2 separate regions of the Mus musculus genome follow, and region 1 is linked to region 2. Evidence: chromatin loops called from intact Hi-C (ENCODE). Cell type or tissue: left cerebral cortex. All regions are shown on one strand. Links, peaks and the distances in the headings refer to the core of each region. The heading gives the core; the rest is flanking DNA.

Evidence for each region. A loop is a pair of places that touch in the nucleus more often than their neighbours do. Peaks named below come from ENCODE experiments on the same cell type or tissue, not always from the same donor. Only the 100,000 strongest peaks of a DNase experiment are listed, where the experiment ranks them.
Region 1: it touches region 2 in a loop (3-fold over the local background); 2 of 42 quality-filtered maps call a loop at or near these places.

The regions. Positions count from the first base shown.
Region 1 is chr2:128,620,767-128,628,313 of GRCm38, forward strand. Anapc1 (anaphase promoting complex subunit 1) reads right to left here. Exons shown (of 48, transcript NM_008569.2): 39 at 6,355-6,441; 40 at 4,092-4,209; 41 at 3,112-3,189; 42 at 2,730-2,797; 43 at 1,607-1,745. Among named protein-coding and RNA genes, the nearest start is that of Gm39929, 19 kb to the left of the region's middle. In left cerebral cortex, for the core only: no CTCF peak of the experiment used is centred there; no DNase peak of the experiment used is centred there.
Region 2 is chr2:128,820,122-128,827,668 of GRCm38, forward strand. Tmem87b (transmembrane protein 87B) reads left to right here. Exons shown (of 19, transcript NM_001355629.1): 2 at 2,962-3,022; 3 at 4,295-4,389; 4 at 6,136-6,267. Among named protein-coding and RNA genes, the nearest start is that of Tmem87b, 5.6 kb to the left of the region's middle. In left cerebral cortex, for the core only: a CTCF peak has its summit at 3,261 (motif pointing right); no DNase peak of the experiment used is centred there.

The DNA of each region.
Region 1 (7,547 bases), core at 2,793-5,292, 200 kb before region 2:
CATTACAGCACTTACTATTCGAAACTGAAAATGGAGTACTTCAGTTTTGGTTCCTATTTTAGTTCTGAACTCCCAGAAGGCAAGACACTAAGCTGTCCTTTCATTTTTATATACTTTCAATATTCAAAATTAAGCTCAAACTTACCTATAAATTGGATTCACTTTTCATATAGGCTCTAATTTTTAGAAGAAATAGTGCTAACTTAAGCCAAAAATAAAAGCAACAACCAAAAAAAAAAAAAAAAATCTTCAAAATATTTCAGCAACAATCCACACTTGACATCAAGTCTGGAACTTTTATACATTTACACCCTGATAACCGTGAGAAAGGGTTAACATCAACTGACCAATTCAGAACTGTTACCTTCTTACTCAGGAATAAAGAACAGGAATCTCGCCTTTAATCCCAGCACTGGGGAGGCAGAGGCAGGCGAATTTCTGAGTTCGAGGCCAGCCTGGTCTGCAGAGTGAGTTCCAGTTCAGCCAGGGCTATACAGAGAAACCCTGTCTCGAAAAACAAAAACAAAAACAAAAAAAACAAACAAGCAAACAAAAAAACAAAAAACAAAAAACGGGGAATCTGTGGCTGTTCCTTGGCTGCTGAGCTAACACATCTTTGCTTATGGCCTGAGACCCAGGTACTCAGAGGCTCCTCAACACACATCTGGCCCTGAACTCTTAAAACTGAGATTAAATTCCTAAGTTTAAAGCTAGATGTATTACAGAACACATTCTTAATGACGGAAATGAATTCCAGAACACAGAATATGCACAGTAGTGAGCTTTAACTCATGCTTTAACTGGTTTGTTTTTGTTTTGTTTTGGTTTGGTTTGGTTTTTTTTTTTTCATTTTAAACAGTACTGTAGCTGAGTACTAGGAAATAGTAAACTAAAAAGCAAGACTCAAGTTCTCATCATTTCCTTTATAAAGAAACAAATGTGGTTTAAAACTGGGTTTTCCCTCTAATGTTGTACAGCCAAGCATGGTGGTGTTTGCCTATAATCCCAGCACTCAGGAGTCTGAGACAAGGAAATCACACACTATGAGGTCAGGCCTGGGTTATTGCTGAGTAATAGAACATTTAATGCTGGCATACATAAAGTACCGGGTTCAATCTCCCACACTGCAAAACAGAAAGCCAAGGGGAGCCAGAAGAGGTGATGCCAACCTGGTCAACACACTGAAACACTAGTGCTAAATTACAAATTCTTTCTCTCTTTGAGGGACTAGTTAAGTAAAATAACCCAAATCTTGCTTGTAGTGTGGTGGTTTTTTATAGGTGGTGCTAAACACAAGTCTTACACAGAATACTAGCATGCCATCCCTATTTTTTTATTTTGTTTTGGTTTTTTGTTTTGTTTTTTCGAGATAGGGTTTCTCTGTATAGCCCTGGCTGTCTTGGAACTCACTTTGTAGACCAGGCAGGCCTCGAACTCAGAAATCTGTCTGCCTCTGCCTCCCAAGTACTGGGATTAAAGGCGTGTGCCACTACCGTCCAGCGCCATCCCTATTTTATTGTAGGTGTCACATAAGAAAGCAAGAGAAACCACGGTCCATTCAGCTTTACAATCTATCAGAGAAGACACTAGTGAAACGCAACACTACCTTGAAAGCCCGGGCTTCAGAGTTCCTATTAGCAACAGTTTGTGCCAACAAACTCTGCCACCCCATTGGGTCTTCTTTGTAGGAGAGCTGTCCTGCCCTGAGCTTTACATATAAAACTCCATCCTTCGAAAGAATAGACCTGGAAGAAAGGAAAAAAGATGGTTTTATGGGCGGTATTATTAATAATTCTCTGCTGAACTTGGTGTTTTCCAGTGCCACTTTTACAGGGGAGAAAGTTGTCCCCATTCTCTGGCAGGATTACTAACTCTACACAAAATGACTGAGTGCACATAAGTGAGGGTAGGATGCCCCCCCACTTTTCTGTGATGTCCAGATTCATGACCTCGTTCAGTGAGAAGGAATTCCACCTGCTCAGGACTGAGTTTCTCCAGGTCTTACCTAACACTGCTGACTCCCGTGTCCCTAGCACTATGTCTACGACACTGAAAGTAGTAAAGATATAGTAACTGTTCTGCAGTAGAAAGGAAATGCTAATTAATCTAATACAGACTAAATAGAAATTAGCTACTAGACACTAAGAAGATATAACTAGCATTTGAAATGTAAATGAAGAAAATATCTAATAAAAAATTGGAAAAAAGAAAAGAAGATATAACTGGAACCAGACTATGAAACTTTTACATGCTTGTCAAAACTTTCTGTAAATTTAAACAATTTACATACTTTCTAATGTATAAATAATTACATGCTAAGTAATTATTTGGATATAGTTTATTCTACCTGAAAGGAACCTCCCATAGCCTTATGTTAGTTGTAACAACACAACAGTACAAAGAAGCAACAGGAGATGTCTGACAGACATCAGATGCTATAAACAGTCCCCTTTACACTAAATCTTACTGTACCCATTACTATCTGAGTCAGTTTTAGTTTCTCAATGAACTTGTGTAAACATTTACCGTTTGACTTTCAAAATAAAACGTTTACATTTTAAAACAAATCCCACTTCTAAGATACAGACCACATTGTTCAACATACCATGCGTGCTGTCATGCATGAGACCAGAGAGTAATAACACCACCCAGACAGCGCTCCAGAACCCACCTCCCTGTAGACGTCTCTGCCCTGCTGGAAAGGCTAAGTGTGAACTCAGCATACTTACCTCAAGTGCTGTTCTCCCTTGCTTAAATCTATGAGCAGTTCCCAGTATCTTGGCCCTTTAACTTTCATCTGCAGGGACAATTGTAAACATCGTAACTCAAAGCTGGCAAACTGAGCACAATTCTTTGAGGGAATAGTGACTCACTGCAATGAGCCACCTATAAGTTAACGAGATCCAATTGCTTGTGAACCATCCAAAAGGCATTCGAACCATGTTTGAAAGGACACGGACTATCAATAAAAACCTCTAACATAAGACTTCTTCTGCCCTTCATGAATATTCCTCCTGTAGTTCTTTTTTCTTAAATGGGAAGACCTTTACAGATATGCAATTCTGTCTCAATATGCGCCCTGGGTAAACCTCCAAAGCCACACCAACTTACCTGCTTTAAAAGATGAAGTTCTGGAAGAAGGGTTGGAGCCATCAGTTCTTCTTTGGTCTGTTCATACCACTGAGTGCCCTTTACAAAGGTAAAACAGAGCCAGCATGGGCCAAATGGTCACTCTGTGTCTCCCCTTGCTCACGGTCTGCATGTAATTATGAAACAATACAACTCCTCAAGCAGTCTTTGCTTAGCAGTCCAAGCTACACTGAGTCCAAGGCCTGGTGCATGCCAGGCAAGTATTCTAGAGCTGAGCTGCAGCTAATCCCTAATACTCAAGCCCACATTCTATTACAGAGCATTCATCACCCTCCACACCTTGGTGGCTTACCCTTCACTGAGCAGCAACGCTGACGGGCTGTGCTTCTACAGCATGGGTTCATACCCAAGCCCCATTTGTCAGCCTAGTTTGCTCTGTGACAGTTGCCCAAAACTCTTCAGCTAGATAAGAGTTCTCCATATAGCCCTCTAAGTCTCACACTACCAGCACTGCCCTCACGCCTAGCCACTCATTTCCTTCAGGAATGACATCGTCATCGCACTTTCATATCTCAAAGTGTAGCACATTTTGATAAACATAAGTATTTATTAATGTGGTGCAGACTACATGATTTATAATCTATGTATGAATCCCAGTGAAAGATAAACAAATTTAGGATACACAAATACAAAATTTGCGAATTTTGAATGTTCAATAAACTCAAACTTTAAGAATCATTATAAACCAAACTCACTTTGTAGACCACTACAATTAGCCACATAAAGTTACCAGGAACACTTTCCAATGATCAGCTCTAGGGACAAAGGAACAGCTGATAATGCCAAAAATTACACAAAAATACGAGAGTGAGCCGCTCTGGCAATGAGCAGCAACTTAGGAAACTTAGGGTTTTATGACTGTTCAACTTAGTGTCGTCACCTTTTGCTAAAATGCTTTTAAAATAATCTGACCTGCAAAGATGACAGGGAAAGTTAGTTACCTTGTAAGTAACTTCTATAAGGGCATAGCAGGGTGTGTTTGTATCCACATCCACAGGTACCAGGAGCCTTGGTTCTGCAGCTAGCACATAGAGGTGCCGAAGGGCCTGGAGATGATACCTGTGCACAAAAACCAGAGAAGTGAAGAGACCAGTGACATGAAGGAGCCTGACAACCGCCACTGCTCACAGGCTACACAAAGATGGGGTGGTAAATATTTTCCTAAGCAGAATCTGAAATGAAGATGACAAATTCAATTAAAAGTACAGAGAAATTCTAGTTAAAATTTTTTATTATATTGTTTAGTGTGTGTATGCATGTGATACATGTATGCAGAGGTCACAGGACAGCTTTTAAGGAATTCATTATCTCCTTCCACATTGTGGGTATTAGGGATTAAACTCAGGCCATCAGGCTGGTAGGCAAGCACCTTTCTCTACTGAACCATTTGCAGACACTAAAGGGTACTGAGAAATCCTAAGAAACTACTTCTGTAATCTTTGATCCAAGAATTATCTGAGTTCACAGGTAAAAAATTTCTCAAGAAAGTAACAACTGTCCTCATGGAAAGTATTTACTAATGATGGCCTAAGCACGGCTGTAAAGCAACAGTCCTAGTCACCCGTCCTCGGCGCTCACACAAGACACCTCCCGGCCCCTTCCCGGAATATGCTGTAGCTGCTGTACTTTCCTCAGGGTTAGTAGGGAAGAAAGGACGCCAGCTGGTTCTCTTCAGAGAACAATGCTCTCTATGTACACAAACAACTGAAACACCTAGTAGAACACTGATGGGCGAGACTGCCAATGTGTGTATATTTGCTTTTGAGTCTTCATATTAAAATTTTTAACTAAATTTTTAAATTTAGGTAAGTTTTAGATCCCATTAAAAAGTAATGAAATGAGATTACAATTTAAAAAAAAAAACAAAACAAAACAAAAAAACAGGGCTGAGGAGATGACTCAGTGGGGTGGTAAAATGTACATGGTTTAAGTATGAAGACTTGAGTTTGGATCCCCAGAACCAAAGACCTATAACTCCTCCAGTGCCAGGAAAGAGAGGACAAGTAGATCCTGGGCACTGAATACTGGGCCTTTCATGTGCTAAGCAGGCACTCTGCCACTATACTACACTCTCAAACCTACATAAAGGTTCTGTATAATTATCACCAAATTGCATATAGCAGCATGTGCCTATAATCTCAACACTTGGGAGGTTGAAGTAGATCACAGGTTCAAACGCAGCCTATGTCACATACTAGTTCCATGCAAACTTTGAATACACATTAAAACCTTGGGAATGAAGGAAGGAAGAGAGGGAGAAAGATAGGGAGAAAAGGAGGGAGGGAGGATAGAAGGGAGAAATTCAACTCATCACATATCCAACACTCCCCTGCAATGACCGTAACTGACTCTAACAACTCACTGAAACATTCTAAATGAAAGGATGGAGGCCGCAGGTCAGAGCTGGAGGAAATTAACAATGTTCTGGGCCCCACTTGACAGAGGTTGGATTTCACATCAGACACTTTTGCAGAGCAGGCATTTCTTGTCATCCGTTATACTTGATACTAGAGAGCAAAGTCATGCATGGCTTTAAGGGCTCCTGACATTTTACTACTCATTTAGACAAAGAATGCTGCTGACTTTTGGACAGACAACTGATTGGAGTAAGTACAGTGCTGGCCTCCTACAATGTCATTTATCAGGAACTATTTTCTTCCCTTTCCTGATACACAAGAAAAGTCCCTCATTCTGGACACTGCCCTAGAAAAGGAGATGTTAGTCACTCTGTGCTCTACAATGCTCACGTTATATAACTTCAAACTGTTGCTTCCTGCTACTTCTAAATTGTTTGTTTTACTTTTTATAGGTCTCTATTTTTGTTCCTCTTTGATGTCATTTACACAAAACCTCACAGTAATTGTGTAAAAGAAAGAACTCACATGGTCACTAATTGAGATTAAGTTTTTTTCTTGGAATTAAATAACTGTAACAGAAAAAAGGTATGTTTTTTTATACTTCCCTAAAGTTTGTATGGTTAATTTATACCTAAAGATAACTCTATCTGGCTTACACCTGGATTTACAACAGCTTGACCGATGTGAGAATGATCAGGCATCAAACATCCAGAATTTTCTTCTAGTCTAATACTTTGAAAGATACATTTAAAAGATTTAGCTATGGAGCTAAGTACAAAATCAAAGCAATAGTCCATGAAAGTAAAGCAGACCTCAGGAAACAGGCTTAGCAATGCATGAGACTCACCGGTTGTCAGTGCTGTGGGCTGGGAAATGTGGGTAAAGGGCGCAGAGAAGGGCAGCAATGGATGAGTTGGATGTGCTCAAAGAGTACCTGCAGAGCAAATTCAGTGGGAGAGACGCTGTTAGTTTCCTGGACATATCTTCAAGGCATGCTTGGGGTGGAAGAGTGGGGTTCTATAACAAGGTACACTGGTAAGATGCCATGATAAGCAAAATATTCTTGGTGGGGAACACATCTCTTCACAGTTAGTCCTTACATCACTTCCAGATTGACTACTATTCAAAGCAGAAGCCATTCTACAAATGTTAAAACAACCCAGGAATAAGCAAGGTTTACCCTAAAATAGTACAGAGGGAGGACAATGAAGTATTTTATTACTTGATAAATCAAAATTCAAAGATGAATATTCATATATTAACATTAGAAACTTGGGGATAAACCCAACATTGCAGGATGTTATAAATATCAATATTATAGAAAACATATGACAATGTAAAAATAAAACAACTACTAAAATGCAGTGCCAGTGACTGGAGAGATGGCTCATTGCTTAAGAGTTTGAGCTGCTCTTCCAAAGGACCCAGGTTTGGCTCTCCGCCAGTTTGTTGGGTAGCTCACAACTGGGTGTAACCCAAGCTCCAGGGGATCAAACAGGCACCAGTACTCATTTGCATAAACCCTAACAAAGACAAACATATACACACACACAAACATATAATTAAAAATACAATATTAAAAAAAATAAAGGCAGAAGCTCAGTTAAAGAAAAGTGATTCAATCTTAAAGAGAAGCAAGGAGTCACACCATGTGTAGTGACAAAAATGTGACTATGAGCGTTCATTAAATGCAGGTACTTAATTGAAAGAAAATAATTCAAAAAGTCACAAAATACTAAAGAATTCTTACAGCTAACATTTCTTTACCCATCCTTGTTGGCTCTTTTAATTTTTATTGGTGCACCAAGAATTCACAGGTTGGGCCCTGTCCATGATAGGCAAATGCTTTATGATTTAGCTACAGCCCCAACCTTTAAGTATTCATAATTCCAAATTAATAAAAAGAAGCAACTGCCACAAACTATATTAAGAAATACCCATCTTGCTCATAATCTCTACCACACAAGGCACCACATAAGTATAGCAATAGCTGAAGACAACATGGCAAGGGACTTCAATCCTCTGCTGCAGGTGCCATCA
Region 2 (7,547 bases), core at 2,024-4,523:
AATCCCAGCGCTTGGGAGGCAGAGGCAGGTGGATTTCTGAGTTCGAGGCCAGCCTGGACTACAGAATGTGTTCCAGGACAGCCAGGGCTACACAGAGAAACCCTGTCTTAAAAAAAAAAAAAAAAAAAAAGACTTTCATTTATGAATTCATCAGAAGGAAAAAAAAGGTTCTTTTAGCTATAAAAATTAACAAATAGTTTGAGCATCTCCATATGCCATTTGCTAGATTGATTATTCCTCCTGCAAAGATGAATTTTAGGTACAATCCTTTCTCTCAAGGAGCTCACACAATATCAGGGGTAATATATTTATGAGTAGATACTTATATATACCATATAGCACGCTTGGGATATTATTATTCAAGTACTGATGGAGCTGGCCTGACTCTGATTTGTGGAGATGTATAGCTAGTCTGAAAAGATTAATAGGAATTTTCTTTGTAAGGAGTGGGACAGTAGCAGTGTGGGGAAATCTTGTTGTGTTTGTTGAATCAGGTTCTGGAAGGTGGGGGACTAAGGTCACCATAGGCCTCTCCCACTAGACTTCAGCCTTAAACTCCAGGACTTATAAGGCTGAGACAGATCATGTCAGAAGTGAGCTGAGCTTGGACAGCATGTCTCTCTTGATATTGGTACCTGTTATGTGACTTTCTCTCTGAGACCATTTCTAATAGCTCAGCAACAGATGAAAGTCCTTCGAAGTTCAGCTCAGTGAACCAGTGAGTACATTGGGGTGACTTTTAAGAACAAGGGTGTCCCTGGCATGGGTAAGAACCAAAAGCTATGTCACTGACGTTCTGCCAACAGCTTGTAGGCAGCTACTCCACCACAGTAATTGTTGTCTTGGTTTGTAACTTCAGGGAGGACCCTTGTCAGCCATGTAAGCTTCTTAAGCTTTAGGCTTCCCTCTTCCTCAAGAAGGAAACTTTGAAGCTAGCTCTTTTACAGCTCCTGCCATTTGGCTTCAGGGAAGGAAGCACTATGGTTCCTAGGCACAAAATTGCCAAGTCTCCTTTTAAGAGAAGCTGGAACCAAATGTTTATTATGTCACCTAAACTCAGAATTTTTTATTTTGATTTTGATTTTTTTTTTTATAATGCTTATTATGGCTTTTGGGTTTGAGTATACTCTGTGATCATCAGTTAGTTTTAGGTGCAAATAGCAGAGCGCCATTACAGGGGTTTTGGCAGAATTGCTAATTATTCTGGCTGCCATCTAAGGATAGATTGAAGGTGCAGGTCTGGAGGCAGAAGAACCAGTTCTACCATTGGGGTCAAAGCGAATGTTGAGGGGCTGCAGTACAGCCATATTGGTAGGTGTGGAGAGAGCTACGCGTGGGAAGATGTGCAGTAACTAGGCATGTGCTGGAGCTCGGGATGGAAGGGAAGCTTGGCTGACTGAAGGCTTCAGGGTAAGACTTGGTGGGAGCAGAGAGGAGTGTGCCTGCTACTGCAGTTAGTGTATGTAGTGTGCCGTTGAGCGCATCCACGGGTGTATGCATACGGAGACCAGAGGAGGGATCTGAGCTGCTGAGTTTATATTTCGGAAACTGCAGGGAAGGAGAAAGAGTGGTCTGTCCTGTTGGTGCTCTGTAATGCCTAACTGCTCTTTCACTTAGCATGGTTCCTTCCTGCAGGGTTTTTATTCTTGGGAAGAACTGTTTGACTTCAATCATGGTTAGTGTTGTGAACCACAGTGGCTGCTAGAGACTGCATAAAGGAGGTTTGGGGTCACTGGGGAGCACACCCAGGGCCTGTAGTGTGGTAAACAGACTCTCTAGTAAGCGACATACTCCCAGCCAAGGAAGGAGATTTTGAGCTGGTTCTTGAGGTAAGGGGAAGCTAGGTAGGCGGAGGAAAAGCAAGAGAGGTGTTGCAGCTTTCAGATTGCCGGCTAAGGTCCTAGCAGCAGGAGTTTTGCAGGAGTGAAGCATTGCTGGGAGGTGAGCAGGCTCTGACTGTGTGGGGTCTCCTGGATTTTAGACTGCTGTAAGTACAGTGGTAAACAAAGTCATTCTGGTCTCTAGCTGCATATGTATCAGAAGATGGCCTAGTCGGCCATCAGTGGAAAGAGATTGCTCTTGCAAACTTTATATGCCTAAGTACAGGGGAACGCCAGGGCCAAAAAGTGGGAGTTGGTGGGGGGAGAGTGGGGGGAGGGCATGGGGGACTTTTGGGATAGCATTGGAAATGTAAATGAAGAAAATACCTAATTTTAAAAAAAAGGAAAAAAAAAAAAAAAAGAAAAACAAAACAACAAAACAAAAAACCCAAAGTCATTCTGGGGAGAGATGTTATTTATTGGAAGTACTTTCACTGTGATACCAAGAGAACAGCTTGTGAATGTGCAGTTTGTGTTATGGCCAAGCAGCACTAACCGTAGTGGTCAAACCCCTTCTGTCTTGTGTATCACCAAGCCCCAACTGAGACTTTTGGAGGTCTTTGTATTCCAGACAAAGTTCACTGTGTGACCCAGACTGGCCTTGAATTCATGATCCTTAAAACTTAAAAGCAGGGCCACTACTTCTGATCCTTACATCAACTAGTGAATAGACACAGTGATACAGTTTTAAGCCAGAGATGTGATCAAGTTTATATTTTAAAGATTTTTATTTTTAATTTTTGTACAGGGTAGGAAAGAATGTGTACGTGAGTGAATGCAGGCACTTGTAGAGGTCAGAAGTGGATATCGTCTAGAGCTGGAGTTCTATGCTATGGGCACTGGGAACTGGACTCAGGCTCTCTACAAGGGCAGTAGGCATTCTTAACCACCCAGCCATCTCTCTAGCCCCAGTTTTATGTTTTAAAATGTCTTGACTCAAAGACTAAATATGGGGCTTTACAATAAAATCATCTACTCAGATAGTATCATAAGGACTAGAGTGCTGTATTTAGAAGATAAAACTATGTTTTAAAAAATAGAGAAAGTTTTAATTAAGATTTTCCTATATTTTCCACTTTAGAAATCAGGACCTTTGGTATTCAGGAAAACTATGTTTAACTCTACTGAGATCAAGTTTTCTGGTAAGTATGTTAATATTCAATTTTGATATATTATAAATAAATATATTTAAACAAATGTAAGATACATTAAGCTAATTTTTTTAAAAAAACTGGTTCAAACATTTTAGAATTTTGTTTCATTTAAGACTTAGTTATTTGCAAAAATAGTTTTGTTTTGTTTTGTTTTGTTTTTTTTAATATATTTTTTTTTTAGATTTATTTATTATATGTAAGTACTCTGTAGCTGTCTTCAGACACACCAGAAGAGGGCGTCAGATCTCATTTTGGATGGTTGTGAGCCACCATGTGGTTGCTGGGATTTGAATTCCGGACCTTTGGAAGAGCAGTCGGGTACTCTTACCCACTGAGCCATCTCACCAGCCCGTTTTGTTTTTTTCTAAAATTCTGTCAGCCTTATCTGTGGGCTTGGTTTGGATTACCATCCTTTACGACGATGCTCAGTGATCCTTGCCTTCTGGTACTCATCATCCACCACGGTCGCTCTACAGAGATGCTCTTTCTACAACATCTGAGACCGTTGTAGGAAGATAGTGTGGCTTCTCCGCCCCTTCCCTGCTCTTGCTCTGGGGAAGCCAGCTGTAGTGGCATCAGACACTCCAACAAGAGCTTTCTCTGACGGTGCCTAACCCCTTCAGGCTTAATCACACCACCTAGAACTTAAAGCATTTGGTGGTGCTTTACGGTGTTCAAACTAAAGGTCGGACTGCTTGGTCTGTTTAACTGTATCTAGGCAGTCATCCTTGGTCGGGCTCACACTTAGACAGGCTTCCTGCATCTCTACTCTCCTCTTCACTTGACGAGCTTTTTTTTTTTTTAGGTAACATGCCTTAGTCCTAGATCATGTCAGGTGCCCAGTGCCCCTTGACGCCCTGTTCTCTTAGACTTCTAAAAGCGCCCACTTGTGGACTCCTCACAACAATTTAGTTCATAAAGAGGAACTGTTCTTGTTATCTACTGTGTCCTTTCATGGTACACAGCAGAGGATTCATTCAGTGTGTTTTGGATGTGTGAGTGAGTAAAAGAAGCCGCTGCTTAACAAGCCAGGATGCTTAGTTGATTCCAACATTGGACTTATATTTGAATAATATTGTAGAAAGTCCCCGGTAGCTGTTAAAATTTAATGAATGTATCTCATTTTGCAGTGATTTAGAGAAATTAGGTAATGTTTTATTCATGTTACTATTAAAACAGCCAGTTTCAGACAGCATTCTTGAAGCTTCAAGTTTATACTAGACTGTAATTAATGTACAATAAAACTCTTTGTCTGATTAGTGAAGTCGTTCAGTTGTTCTGGACCTGTGAAGTTTACCATAGAGTGGCATTTGAAGTATCATACCTGTCACAATGATTACCCTGATCTGGAGGAGGTAAGTGAGACAAGTCTTCGTGTGTACAAAGCTGTGAAGGGAAATTATAAATACAAAGACTTAATAGCACCAGCTGAGTAGGCTACAAGTGGAGCTTATGGTTTTAGAAATGCTCTAAATTGATTTTAGAACTTAGACAATAAATGAAAGTGTGTGCTTAAACTTTGTAATCTCCATGTGAGGGATCAGGCTTGTGGGAGACACTGGTAAAGAGCTTTGATAAGTCACCTTCATTTGAGAAGGAAATTGAGCATGGTGGTGGTGGCGCACGCCTTTAATCCCAGCACTCAGGAGGCAGAGGCAGGTGGATTTCTGAGTTCGAGGCCAGCCTGGTCTACAAAGTGAGTTCCAGGACAGCCAGGGCTACACAGAGAAACCCTGTCTCGGGGAAGAGAAGAGAAGGGGAGGGGAGGGGAGGGGAGAAGAGAAGAGAAGGAAATTGAGATTTTACATCATTCAAACTGAGCGGCTAGGAACCCAGAACCTTACGAGGATGAGTAGACTTCATGAGTTCAAGTCAGTCTCCAAGGAGAGAAGAGTGGAGACATCTGAGGAAGAAAGAGGCTGTGTGGAGAATGGATGTGAGAGGCTCCTTGTGGCCTCTGGCAAGGAGCTCTTTGAGGAGTCTCACGATTGCTTAGGAAGCGTCTCTGTTGCATGCTTGACTTCTACCCTGAGTAATGTTGGGTTTCCATTTTATTAGTACTGACTTTTCATTTAGAGCAAAGGTCCCTCAGTTTGACTATCTCTGCTGCTTCACGATCAGATTCCAAGTAGGCACTGCTAGCAGGCATTCCACACAATATTGAGTTGTCCTTTGGTGATGTTAACTTAAACAGTTGATAAAGGATGTATTTGTTGATCTCTCCACTGATGAGTTAACTGTTTTTTGTTGGTGTGTGGAACAGTATTTTTAGGGTTATGTAAATGTCCTGTTTTTTTTCATCAAATATTTATTCATTTAATTTAGCAGCCTTTTATGAATCTTGCTTTATGAGTCAATTGTTATTATAATAACTGCCAAATGATGATTTTACTATTTTCAGTTTCCTTTTATATTTCTTAGCACTTTCCTTTGTGAATGAGCTGCCCTATTCTATCTTTTCTATAATTCTGGCCAACAGTATGAACACATTACTTTTCCTTTGTTTTATAGACTATTATGACTTAATTTGTTGTTGTTGTTGTTTTCATGTTTTTGTTTTTTCAAGACAGGTTTTCTTTGTAGCCTTAGCTGTCCTGGAACTGTCTCTATAAACCAGGCTGGTCTCAAATTTACAGAGATCCACTTGCCTCTGCCTCCCAAGTGCTGGGATTAAAAGAAAGAGCCACTAACCCCAGCTATTGTTTTTTTATTTTTATTTGTTTTTTATTGTACAGAGTCTCTTCATGTCCCAGGCTAGTCTTGAACAGCCATTTCTTGTGCTTTAAGCTCTGGGACTAACATTATACACCGCCTGCTCACCTACAGTAGTAACTTAATCTCTTTCCTCACAGTAAGATCATACTTGTACTTGATCGTGTGTGTGAACACACTGAAACAGCTAACCTGGTATAGTCACCTCGATTATACTTAGAATCACAGTTAATATTTTTTCTCTTTGGTATCTCATTTTACTGCATATTTTCAAATAATTCCGAACTGAATTAATTCTTGGTATTCTTTAGATATGAAGGTTTTTTTTTTAATCACCTAGGAAAAAAGATGTAGGAGTAAATTATAACTTAGAATTTTACCTTGAATAGGAGCTGTCCCAAAGACATGAACTTCATGCTGATCCAGATGTCTGTGCTTACTTCAAAAACATTGACTGTTGGACAACAAAAAGTGAAAACTTGGATTGCAGCAGTGATTCACAGGCATTTCCCTCATTGAATGTGAGTATCTGCCTGGTTAAAATCAATTATGTTAAAACCAGTTTATTTGTAGTGAATAATCAACCAAACTTGAATAATGTTTTGTCAGTATTTTCAGAAAGGGAAGTGCTTGTCTTGGTTTTAGTTTTTGTATATGTGCATTAGGATATAAGAAATAACTTGGTATCCTGTTGCTTTTTATCCTTTTCTTTTTTCCCCCCAGAGACAGTCTCATTATGTAGTCCTGACTGACCTAGAACACTATGTAGAAAGGCTGTCCTTAAACTCAGAGATACACCTTCTTCTGCCTCCAAACGGCTGGGGTTGAAGGTGTGCACCATCATGCCTCTGTTTTTTGTTTTTTTTTTTTCTCTTTTCAGCTTAATAAGAGGTTTTTATGATTGCTCTTTTCCATTTTATCTCTCATTTTCCCCACCATTCTCAGGTTTTTGCTCCCAGCATCCTGTCAAATGAGCTCTAGTCAAGGTTGCCAGTAACCTCTAGGTTGTGAAGCAATGATATATTACCCTTACCAAGGTCTTGCCTTTTCACAGGCATTTAACAATCTAAACACTGCTTCCTGTATGCATGTTCTTTCTTTCAGAAAGTGGTGTTATAAATGTTAGTAAAACAGTCATATCTGATATCCTGGTGTTTTTTGGCTGGGTGGAGAGTCAACTTGACCCAGGCTAGAATTACCTAGGAAGAGGAACTTCAGATGAGAAAATACCTCCATTGTACTGCCTTTGGCAAGTCTGTGTGGCATTTTCTTTATAATAATTAATGTGGGAGGGTCCAGTTCTCCATGGGAACAGTGGCATAGGACCACTGGGCAGGTGGTTGTGGTTTGTATAAGAATGCAGGCTGAGGGCTTGTGAAATGGCTCAATAGGTAAGAGCACTGTCTACTCTTCTGAAGGTCCTGAGTTCAAATCTCAGCAACCACATGGCAGCTCACAACCATCTGTAATGAGATCTGACGCCCTCTTCTGGAGTGTCTAAAGATAACTACAGTGTACTTACATATAATAAATAAATCTTTGGGCCCAAGTGAGCGGGGCCAGAGCAAGCAGAGGTCCTGAGTTTGATTCCCAGCAACCACATTATGGCTCACAACCATCTGTACAGCTACAGTGTACTTATATACATAAAATAAATAAATCTTAAAAAAAAAAAAAAGAATGCAGGCTGAGCAAGCCATGAAAAGCAAGCCGGTAAGCAGTTTTCCCTCCATGACTTCAGCTTCCGTCCTGCCTCTGCATCCCTGCCCTGACTTCCCTTAGTGATAGGGTGTGAACTGAG